Regions from separate parts of the Homo sapiens genome. Here region 1 is linked to region 2. Evidence: read pairs that join two places in POLR2A ChIA-PET (ENCODE). Cell type or tissue: Panc1. All regions are shown on one strand. Each heading gives the region's core, and the rest is flanking DNA. Links, peaks and the distances in the headings are about the cores only.

What was found. Peaks named below come from ENCODE experiments on the same cell type or tissue, not always from the same donor. Only the 100,000 strongest peaks of a DNase experiment are listed, where the experiment ranks them.
Region 1: POLR2A ChIA-PET joins it to region 2 with 15 read pairs; 2 of 35 experiments call an interaction of 5 or more read pairs at or near these places.

What each region holds. Positions count from the first base shown.
Region 1 is chrX:48,674,052-48,679,426 of GRCh38, forward strand. It overlaps a transcript of WAS not described here. Among named protein-coding and RNA genes, the nearest start is that of WAS, 7.1 kb to the right of the region's middle. RefSeq lists a silencer at 2,393-2,822. In Panc1, for the core only: no CTCF peak of the experiment used is centred there; a DNase peak (open chromatin) is centred at 2,390; H3K4me3 peaks cover 1,976 bases; H3K27ac peaks cover 1,384 bases.
Region 2 is chrX:48,762,010-48,767,384 of GRCh38, forward strand. It overlaps GLOD5 (glyoxalase domain containing 5), which reads left to right. Exons shown (of 4, transcript NM_001080489.3): 2 at 3,826-3,963. Among named protein-coding and RNA genes, the nearest start is that of GLOD5, 3.0 kb to the left of the region's middle. RefSeq lists a cis regulatory region at 1-232, an enhancer at 3,016-3,310 and a silencer at 3,016-3,310. In Panc1, for the core only: a CTCF peak has its summit at 199; no DNase peak of the experiment used is centred there.

The DNA of each region.
Region 1 (5,375 bases), core at 171-5,170, 88 kb before region 2:
TAATTTTTTAATTTTTAGTAGAGACAGGGTTTCGCCATGTTGGCCAGGCTGGTCTCAAATTCCTGACCTCGGGTGATCTGCCCACCTCAGCCTCCCAAAATGCTGGGATTATAGGCGTGAGCCACTGCGCCCGACCCAGAGTTTCACTCTTGTTGCCCAGGCTAGAGTGCAATGGCGCAATCTCTGCTCACTGCAAACTCCGCCTCCCGGGTTCAAGCAATTCTCCTGCCTCAGCCTCCCAAGTACCTGGAATTACAGGTGCTCGCCACCATGCCTGGCTAATTTTTGTATTTTTAGTAGAGACGGAGTTTCACCATCTTGGCCAGGCTGGTCTTCAACTCCTGCCCTCAGGTGATTCGCCCACCCTGGCCTCCCAAAGTGCTGGGATTACAGGCGTGAGCCACTGCGCCCAGCCAGTTAATAACTTTTTAAAGCTTCCATGAGCAACTTACATCACTCACACATGCTATGCTAACACTACGTATATGTACATATTTATCACCTAATCTTCTGAAAACTCAATTGATCATAAGATTATAAACACACATACTGCATTTTTCCCTAAGTTGCCAAACTTAGTCTCCTCCCCCCACCAACCCCCACCAAAAAAACTCTTTCTCTTCAAGTTGCCATAATAAAGGTCTAAAATGGGGTTGATGATGGTGATAAAATCCTTACTATTTAAATGGCTACTGATTTATAAGGCAAGCTATATTTATTGGAATGTGGGATTCTTTTTAGCATTTTATTCTATTCAAATAGGCTTTTTCTTTTATTCATAAGCTAAAGATTTTCTTTTCTTCCCTCTTGCCTTCTTTAATTGTATTACTTTTGTTTGTGTTTCTCTAAAAGAGGTTATATAGTTTATTCTGTTTGACTATACCATATTACAACCATTAGGGCAAGATCCCAAAGAAAAACAATGCACCTCTCACCTCCTACGGCGCCTGCGCAGAGGTACTAAAGTGAAGTATGCATGTTACAAGGCCAGCCACCCTCAGAAACATTCAATGATGACTAAATGCTCACACTTTATCTGAACCTTTGATGTGTTGTACCCAGCTCTCTAATCCTCTGCACACGATCTTCCTCGGGACAAGACCTGATACAAAGATCAGTGTGTGTTTTCAGCAGTGGAGGCAGCACTGGGCTCTTTGAGTTTCCAAGCTAATTAAGGGAAATTTGTCCCAGTTGGTGAAGGCAGATGCCTTAGGGGTCAGTCTTCCTAACATTTTGGGCACCAAGTTAAAAAATCAACAGTCCCCCTTCCCTTCATCATGTGACTTACCCCAGGGCAATGAATTGGGTCCCCTCTGCTCCATCCCTATAAATCATACATTTATACATACTGTTACATATTTTATTCATTTATTTGTGAGACATAGTCTTGCTGTGTCACCCAGGCTGGAGTGCAGTGGCGCAATCTCGGCTCACTGCAACCTTCGCAACCCGCGTTCAAATGATTCTCCTGCCTCCGCCTCCCGAGTAGCTGGGACTACAGGCGTGCACCACCATGCCCGGCTAATTTTCGTATTTTTAGTAGAGACGGGGTTTCACCATGTTGGCCAGGCTGGTCTCGAACTCCTGGCTTCAAGTGATCTGCCCACCTCGGCCTCCCAAAGTGCTGGGATTACAGGCGTCAGCCTCCGCGCCCAGCCTTGTTACATACTTTCATAATGCTTGTAATATATACTTCTATTTCAACTTACATAAACATGAAATGTAAAAATTTCAATCTGTAAAGAGGTAAGTGGCTACCTCACCTACGATGTGGTAAATAAGACGTGTCAACGCAGCCATCCTGCCCCAGCCGACCAGACCTTAATGCTCCAAAACCATCCGTTTGCGCCTGGAAAACTGAGGAAAGTGTTTATTCCCTTACACACGCTTCGCCAAAGGCCCTGGCACGTAGGGCTTTTTCACTGCTGCGAACGTTAGACCGGCCTGTGATAAGGAGTACAATTAATCTAACTTTGGTATACTATATCCAGAGACCACAGGGGGCTCGCTCTGCGATTTATGGTGCGAGGAGGACCAGACACCCCCTGTGCCCGTCCTACTCCTGCAGATCAAACTCACAGCCACACTTTTCGGAATGAGAAACTGGACAGTAAATGAACGCAAGAACCATGGTGCCCAGGCAGAGAACCCCGCTGGGTTTGCTACGAAGGTTGCGGTGGAGGCGCCCAGTGCACCAGGCGCCAAGGCCCGGTATGTGACCTCACTAACCTCCGCCAGCGCGCACCCTGTCCTGCCCCTTCTCGGGCCAACAACCCCACACGACGCAGCGGTGTGAGAACCAGCAACCGGAACCGCAAAAGCACGGCTTTCCCGGAGCCCGGGCTCTGGACTGGCACCCACTGCGCATGCTCCAGAGCGGCGACCAATGGGAGCCCGGCGCGCAGGGACGGAGGCGGGCCCGGGCCGCTACCGAGAAGCACAGGGACCCGACTTCAGTCATCGACCAATCAGAGCTCACAGCCCCCCACACCCCCTCCCCCCCGGCCCTGAGCCAATTGCCAGCTCGTGTGCGGGAGGGCCGGGTCAAGACTAAGTCAAAGGAGGAGAGGGCAACGCGGTGGGCAGGAGAGAGGCCAACGGCCGCCCGGGGCGAGGGGAGCCGGTAGGACGGGACCAGGACTGGCCGACCCGGCCCCGCGCGGGGAAGGGGGCGCCTTCCTCCCACAACACAAAACGGTGCGCCCGGGTTGGCCGCCCCTCCCCAGTGGTGCGGCCCCGGGTGGACGCTTCCGTGCGCGCGTCCATGCCCAGCCATTGCGGGCTGCGGGCTCCAAGGGTCGCACACGCTGGAGAGTGCAGGTTGCCGGGTCCACCCACAGGGCTGTAGACACCCCTAGGGTCACACAGACAAGGCTCTGGACACCCACAGGGGCACACACATTGGGGAGTGGGCACTCCTGGGCTCACAAAGACTGAGGCGCAGGAAGGTAGGGCGCGCCCGCCCAGAGGGAGTTGGTGGTGGCTGAGGGTGAGGGCAAGGTAGGGACTGGGAGGAGACTTCTGGTTCCCTGGTTGGTCCTGGTGGGGCCTGACTGGGCCAGGGTTTTCCTGTGCAGGTGCGGGGAGTAGGGCGGGGTCTCTGGTTGGCGGGGAGGGCTCCAGGAGCCTGTCCCAGCCCTGGGGGTGTCTGGCTGAGCCCCACAGAAGGGAACTCTGAGATGGGCTTTGCAGCAGGGGAAAGAAAAGGGAGGTCGCGCATACTGGCTTCCTGACCATCCACCAATGGTGGTGGAACCTGGAAGCCTGAGGGAGGAAGGTGAGGAGGCGCTTGAGGGAGGGGGGAATCTAGGCGTCAGGGATGATAGTTCATTGATCCAAGTTACTCAGCTATTTCATAGAAACGGCAACAGTAATGAATAATTATAACACGTGCCAAGCTCTCCTGATCACTTTACACAAATCATCTCACTGCATCTTCACAACAACCTTAACTACTATTATCATCTTCGCGTTCTGGATGAGAGACCTGAGGCCCTGTAGAGGTTACCAGAAGGCACACAGCTGAGAAGCGCCAGGGCCAGGGCAAGGGTCAGGCTGTGCACTCTGGACTCTGTGTTCTGACCACTGCGTCATTGACTCTACAGATGTCTCTGCTTTCTGTGCTCACCCTGTCCTCATTCCGCCCCCGGCAGGACAGAGGGCCCCTGAAGCATCCATTTGCCCACAGCGTCAGTGAACTGTGTAGAACTCTCTGTGCAAGGGAGCTGGCCCCTGCGCACCCTGAGTCGTTTTTCTTCCCTGGCTCCCCACGCAGGGGCAGTGAACAGAGGAGAGGGAAGCCTTGTTGGAAGAGGGCAGTAAATCACAGCATAGCTATCCAGACTGCAATTATTTACTTAGTGCATTCAGGGTCTTGTGCTAGGTGGTGGGGATACCGCACTGAACCAGACAGACAAGGGTCCTGTTCCTGCCTGCCCTCGGGGTGTGTTTTGGGAATTCCTCCTTGAGGGTGCTTTGGCATTGAATGGGCAGAGGTCTGGTGCTGGGGGGCTGTCCCACACCAGCAAGACTTGTAATGTACATGAATGTGAATGTCATTTCAGGATAGTAAAAGGAGGCCTCCAAAAATGTTTCTTATTAAAAGGGAGCATTGGGTCTGAGGGTTGGGAAATGATATTTCCTTAGGTCAGGCCTGTCCCAGGAAGCAACCCTCAGTCAGGGATACGGAGGACCATGAAGATAGTACGGTGAGGGGAGGAGGAAGATACAGCAACGTAAATTTTGCCATCTTGGCCTCAGTTTGGTTTTAAAGGACAGCAGTTGGACCCTCCCCATGCCTAGGTCTCCTGCATGGATTCAGTCAGTGGTGGCCCAGGTGTGGAAGACACCCCCCATGTCTTATTACCTACTCTGGGCTTGGGGTGTGGTGATCAGGACCTTGTAGTCAATATCTTCCCAACAAGAAGCAAAATAAGAACAAGATATAAACAGGAGGTGATTCATCTGGTGCCCCTAGGGGTTGGAGGGGAAGGTGATGGGGTCCATCCTGGTTCTTGGGGGTTCCTGGTGTTTGCTGTATTACTGTGAAGTAAATTAACACTTCTGCTGTGTGAACTGGCTTGCATTAGACCAACTCTCCTGCTGAGAGCAACCAGAAAAGCTGGATTAAAGTTCCTGTTTTTGTTTTTGAGTCTATTTGAAGGCCCAGGAGAGCAAATTATCTTTGAGGTCATCACCTCACCAAGTACTGGCATCCAGTGCAGAACAGCAAGAGTTGATGAGAACATCAGACTAGAAGAACGGAGTGAAAAAAATTTAAATTTTTTTTAAAAAGAGTTTGTGGATACATATAAACGTAATAAACCAGCTCCAAATTATTGATGCCAGTCAATGGAGTAATCAAAAAATATGAATATGAAAAGTGATACTAAAATGATTAGTAAATCACTATAGTCTATAATGGGAAAACTCATTCTATTAGGGACTAAAATAACAAAAATGTGCTTTAAGTTTTTCTTTCTTTTTTTTTTTTCAAGAGCCGACGTCTTGTTCTGTTGCCCAGGCTAGAGTGCACTGAGGCAATCACAGCTCACTGCAGCCTCGATTTCCTAGGCTCAAGCAATCATCCCGCCTCAGCCTCCCCGACTACAGGCATATGCCACCACACCCAGCTAATTTTTAAAAAACTTTTTGTAGAGATGGGGTTTTGCTATGTTGCCCAGGCTGGTCTCAAACTCCTGGGCTCAAGCGATCCACCTATCTTGGCCTCCCAAAATGCTGGATTACAGGGGTGAGCCACCACGCCCAGCCTGCTTCAGGTTTTTTTGTTTTGTTTTGTTTTGTTTTTTAGAGAAAAATATACATTTTACACTTGTCTGCTACTTAGAAATAAGAACAGGAAATATACAACTTTA
Region 2 (5,375 bases), core at 46-5,045:
GCCCGGCTCTAAGCCATGGAGGGCCCTGTGCTCAGGTGTGCAGGGCTGGGCCGGGGCTGAGGGCTGGCTCCTCCCCCAGTTTAGCCAGGGACAGGTGGAGAGATACAAAGGTGGCTCACGCAGGGTGCCCCCAAAGCTGTCATGATTAAGGCCATGTGGAGAGAGGCTAGGAAACACAGCGCTGACCTTGAGCTTTAGGAGAGGAATTCAGAGGCCCCTGGCAACCTGAAGGGGACCTTGAAGAGGACCCTGTAGGAAGACAGAACACTTCCCTGTAGAGGAGGCCAAAGGAGGAAGGACATGGTGTTCCGGGCACTCTGACTATAGGGATTTTATATGCTGTGGTGAGAAATAAAATGGATTATATTTTTGTAGAGTGTGTAAAACGGGGCTTGGCACACAGTAAGCCTTGTGTGATTACTATGTCTTTTTTTTTTTTTTTTTTTGAGACCGAGGTTTGCTCTTGTCGCCCAGGGTGGAGTGCAGTGGTGCAATCTCAGGTCACTGCAACCTCTGCCTCCCAGGTTCAAGCGATTCTCCTGCCTCAGCCTCCCGAGTAGGGGATTACAGGTGCACGTCACCATGCCCAGCTAATTTTTGTATTTTTAATAGAGACAGGATTTCACCATGTAGGCCAGGCTGGTCTCAAACTCCTGACCTCATGTAATCCACCCACCTTGGCCTCCCAAAGTGCTAGGATTACAGACGTGAGCCACTGCACCCAGTCCTTTGTGTGATGACTATGTCTTGATCATCATTTTATAAAGCAGGCTTTGTAACTTCACCTCCAAGAGTCTGCAGGATCCAGACCCTGCCTTGCCCTCCCACTTATCTCTCACTCACTCTTGGGTTCTGAGCTACGCTGGCCTTCCTGTTATTGAAGACAGCCATCCCTGCTCGTCCTTGAATTTGCAAGGATGGAGCTCCGAGTCTGCAAAGCAGGATCTGGGGAGTGAATCTAAGCTGGCAGGGAAGAATAGAATAATGGGAGGAATAGGTGGAGTTTATTTCTAACAGACTATCAAAATGATGCAGATGTGGCCAAAGCAGTGCTTAGAGGAAATCTATAGTTCTAAATGCACAGATCAGAAAAGTAGAAAAGTTGAAAATCAATGACCTGAGCTTCCCTATCAAGAAACTGGGAAAAGAATGGCAAGTGGAACCTAAGAAAGTAGAAGGAAGGAAATTATAACAGCAGAAACTGGTGAAATAGAAAGCAAAGATACAATAAAGCCAACAATGTTAAAAGTTGATTCTTTGAACAGATTAATAAAATACTAGCAATGTCTATTTTCTCTCGAGAAATTAAGAAAATATATGGATTGCCAATATCAGGAATATAAACAGGGTATTGTGACAGATTCTACAGATGTTAGAAGGTTAATAAGGGCTGGGTGCAGTGGCTCATGCCTGTAACCCCAACACTCTGGGAGGCTGAGGAGGGAGGATTGCTTGAGCCCAGGAATTCAAGACCAGCCTGGGAAACATAGTGAGCCCTCACCTCTACAAAAAAAAAGAAAAAAGAAAACAAAAAATAGTTGGGCATGGTGGCACACACCTGTAATCCCAGCTACTAGGGAGGCTGAAGTAGGAGGATTGCTTGAGTCCAGGAGGTTGAGGCTGCAGTGAGCTGTGATCATGCCACCATGCTCCAGGCTGGGCAACAAAGCAAGACCCTGTCTCAAAAAGGGAATTAAAAAAGAAAGTTAATAAAATTTATTTCAACATATGACTTTATTTTCAATGGAGCCAAAATGTCGGTCATTTTCTCTTTCTGCAGTTCCTATGTCCATGTGGATCTTTTGTATCCACCGGGAGAGCAAAACTCAGCAACTTTGCTAATGCCTCCTCCACTCAGGAAAATAGAATGGTACAGGATTTTTTTTAGCTGGAGCTCAGTGAAATCAATTGTTTAAAATGGGCTGGTTTCAATGGAACTAAACGCAGTGGAATAGAAAATAATAAAATAGCAAAGGGTAGAACAGAATAGAATGGAATCCAATGGAATCGAATCGAACAGAATAGAAACTAGTCAGACTTTGTGCCAAGCACTGTCCCTAGTTGTTGCAGTAGATATTTATTTATTGAACAAATATGATTGAACTAGTTGTTTGGGAAAGAGTGGGGAACAAAACAGACAGAAGTCCCTGCTCTTATGAAGCTTACATTCTAGTCAGGGAGACAGGCATTACCATCTGCAAAGGCCCATAAATGAAAGGTACAAGGGTGGTCCTTATGAGGAACAGGCTAAAGGACAGTGTAGATTGGAGTTCAAGAGCAATGGATGAGGCTGTAGAGATAGGGTGTCATTGTAACTGGAGTCTAGATTTTAACAAGATGACCACACATCATCATCATCATCAATCGTTTTATAGCACTTGATATGTATTAGGCATTGTTCTATGCCCTTAAAAACAGTACTTTTTTAAAACTCTCACAATAATCCTACATGTATAAAATCATGCTCATTTTATAGAAGGGGAAACCAAGGCACAGATAAATTAGATAAATTATTTAAACGTCAATCTGGTTCCAGAATCTTCTTTTTTTTTTTTTTTTTTAGATACAGTCTTGCTCTGTCACCCAGGAGTCCGGTTGAGTGATCATAGCTCATTGCAACCTCCGCCTCCCAGGCTCAAGTGATCCTCCCACCCCAGGCCCCCAAGTAACCAGAACTACACGTGAGCGCCCCACAACCTAATTTTCATATTTTTTTGTAGATACAGGGTCTCACTGTGTTGCCTAGGCTGATCTCAAACTCCTAGGTTCAAGGGATCTGTCTGCCTCAGCCTTCCAAAGTGCTGAGATTACAGGTGCCACCACTAGAATCTATTCTTTTAAGCATTATACTCCATTGCCTATAGTGCCAGACCACAGGTGCTTTATAATCCTGTAGCATAGATACTATAAATATTCAAATTACTAAATAATTCAAGTCAAGAGAAAGATCTGATGGGAAGTGTGCTGAGGGCGGGAAAGTGGAAGGTTGGGGAGTGGTCCTCCCTCTGGGTGTCAAGGTGGATCTGTAAACACGCACGCCCAGAAACCTTCATTTCTTCTGAGATGCCCCCTTCTTGTCTTGTTCTCTGTGACTGAAGCTGCAGAATGGGAAAGGAGGGGGCTGGGTAAAATTGGCCAATTCACAGGACTGGGCCTCCTCTGTGTCTTGTCACTTCTTGGAAAAGAGATGAATTCTATTTAGGGAAAAACAGGGGAGGGCATTGTCTTGGTCTCCACTCCCCTAATCTTCACTTCTGGAAGAGGAGAAAGGGAACAAGAAGGCTGGGTGCAGTGGCTCACCCCTGTAATCCCAGCACTCTGGGAGGCCGAGGTAGGCAGATCACTTGAGGTCAGGAGTTTGAGTTTAAGACCAGCCTGACCAACATAGTGAAACCCCGTCTCTACTAAAAATACAAAAATTAGCTGGGCGTGGTGACACACACCTGTAGTACCAGCTACTCAGGGGGCTGAAGCAGGAGAATCGCTTGAAGCTGGGAGGCGGAGGTTGCAGTGAGGTGAGATTGTGCCACTGCACTCCAGCCTGGGCAACAGAGTGAGACTCTGTCTCAAAAAAAAAAAAAAAAAAAAAAAAAGAAAAGGAAACAAGGAAACAGTGGAAAGTGGTCATGGTAGACATGTGGGCTCTCATGAATCCACACATGGGCAGTAAGACTCTACCAGTAAGTATTCTCTCAGGCCTTTCCCCTTGAAGGGGGGTGAGGAGGAAGTAGTGTAATTGGGGAGGTAGGGGGAGGTGAGGAGAAGAAAACACAGGCGTTGACAAGTGGCAATGTGGTCTCTTCTGACTTTTTTTTCTTTTTTTAGTCATGGAGGGACAGCAGTCAGACCCCTCCCCCATGTCTTATCCGTAGACTTGACCACATCGTGATGACGGTGAAGAGCATCAAAGACACCACCATGTTTTATTCCAAGATCCTGGGCATGGAGGTCATGACTTTTAAGGTAAGCACTTCCCCAAATGCCAAAATTCAGGTGGGCTAAAATTTGTTGATAACACTTTAACATATAACTTAACTCTAAAAGGAAAACCACAGGAAATCTGAGAGAAAATATAAAGAGATCAATAGAGGAGATTCCAAACTGAATATTTGGACTTCCAGAGAGAGAATGGAGAAAAAAGAGAGGAGGAAATTATCATAGAAACAATGCAAGATAACTTTGCAGTCTCTACATGGAAAAGGTTAACCAAGTATCCAGCATGTTGACACTTAACATGGATCCTTCTAAAATTATAGAACATCAAACTGAAAAAGTAGATCCTAAGAGCTTTCATAGAGATTAAAAAGTAGATTATCTACAAAGGAAAAAAAAACAAATATCAGATTTTCCAAGAGACCAGAGACCAAAAGATAAAAGGACACCTTCAAGATTCTGAGGGGAAAATTTTCCACCTAGAATTCTATGTCCAACCAAACTATTAACCAAAGGTAAATGTAGGGGCCAGGTGCGGTGGCTCATGCCTGTAATCCCAGCACTTTGGGAGGCCGAGGTGGGCGGATCACTTCAGGTCAGGAGTTTGAGACCAGCCTGGCCAACATGGCAAAACCCCATCTCTACTAAAAGTACAAAAATTAGCTGTGCATGGTGGTGCACGCCTGTAATCCCAGCTACTTGGGAGGCTGAGGCATGAGAATTGCTTGAGCCTGGGAGGCAGAGGTTGCAGTGAGCTGAGATTGCACTACAGCACTCTAGTCTGAGTGACAGAGCAAGACTGTATCAAAAAAAATCAAACAAAAATGTAAATGTAGAATAAAAGCATTCTTAGTCATACGAAGTCTTACAAAATTTCCCACTTGCTTTGAAAATTACCTGAGGCTATGCTATATCAAAATGGGGGAGTGGCCGGGCACAGTGGCTCACACCTGTAATCCCAGCACTTTGGGAGGCAGAGGTTGCAGTGAGCCGAGATCGCATCACTGCACTCCAGCCTGGGTGACAGAGCAAGATTCCATCTCAAAAAAAAAAAAAAAAAAAACCAACATTGGATGACTATGAATCTGGGAATATGGAAGACATGGAAGTCAGGCCACAATGGATCCCAAGAGGAAGATCCCAGAAAGGTACTTAGAGAACCATCAGTCCAGTTTGGAACAGGTGTAAGAAAGACCCCAGGAAAGACAGATCCAAGGGGAAAAAAAAGAGGTTTCCAGAGATTGAACTACCCTTGAGAATTTGGAATAACTTCAAAAAAGGTAAATGCAGAGAAAGCAAAAAATGCCTTACTAAGATGTGCTTCAGTAAGTGAATGGATGTATCAACTGTGGCACATCCAGACAATGAAATATTATTCAGTGATAAAAACAAATGGATTATCTGCCAGGTGCAGTGGCTCATGCCTATAATCCCAACACTTT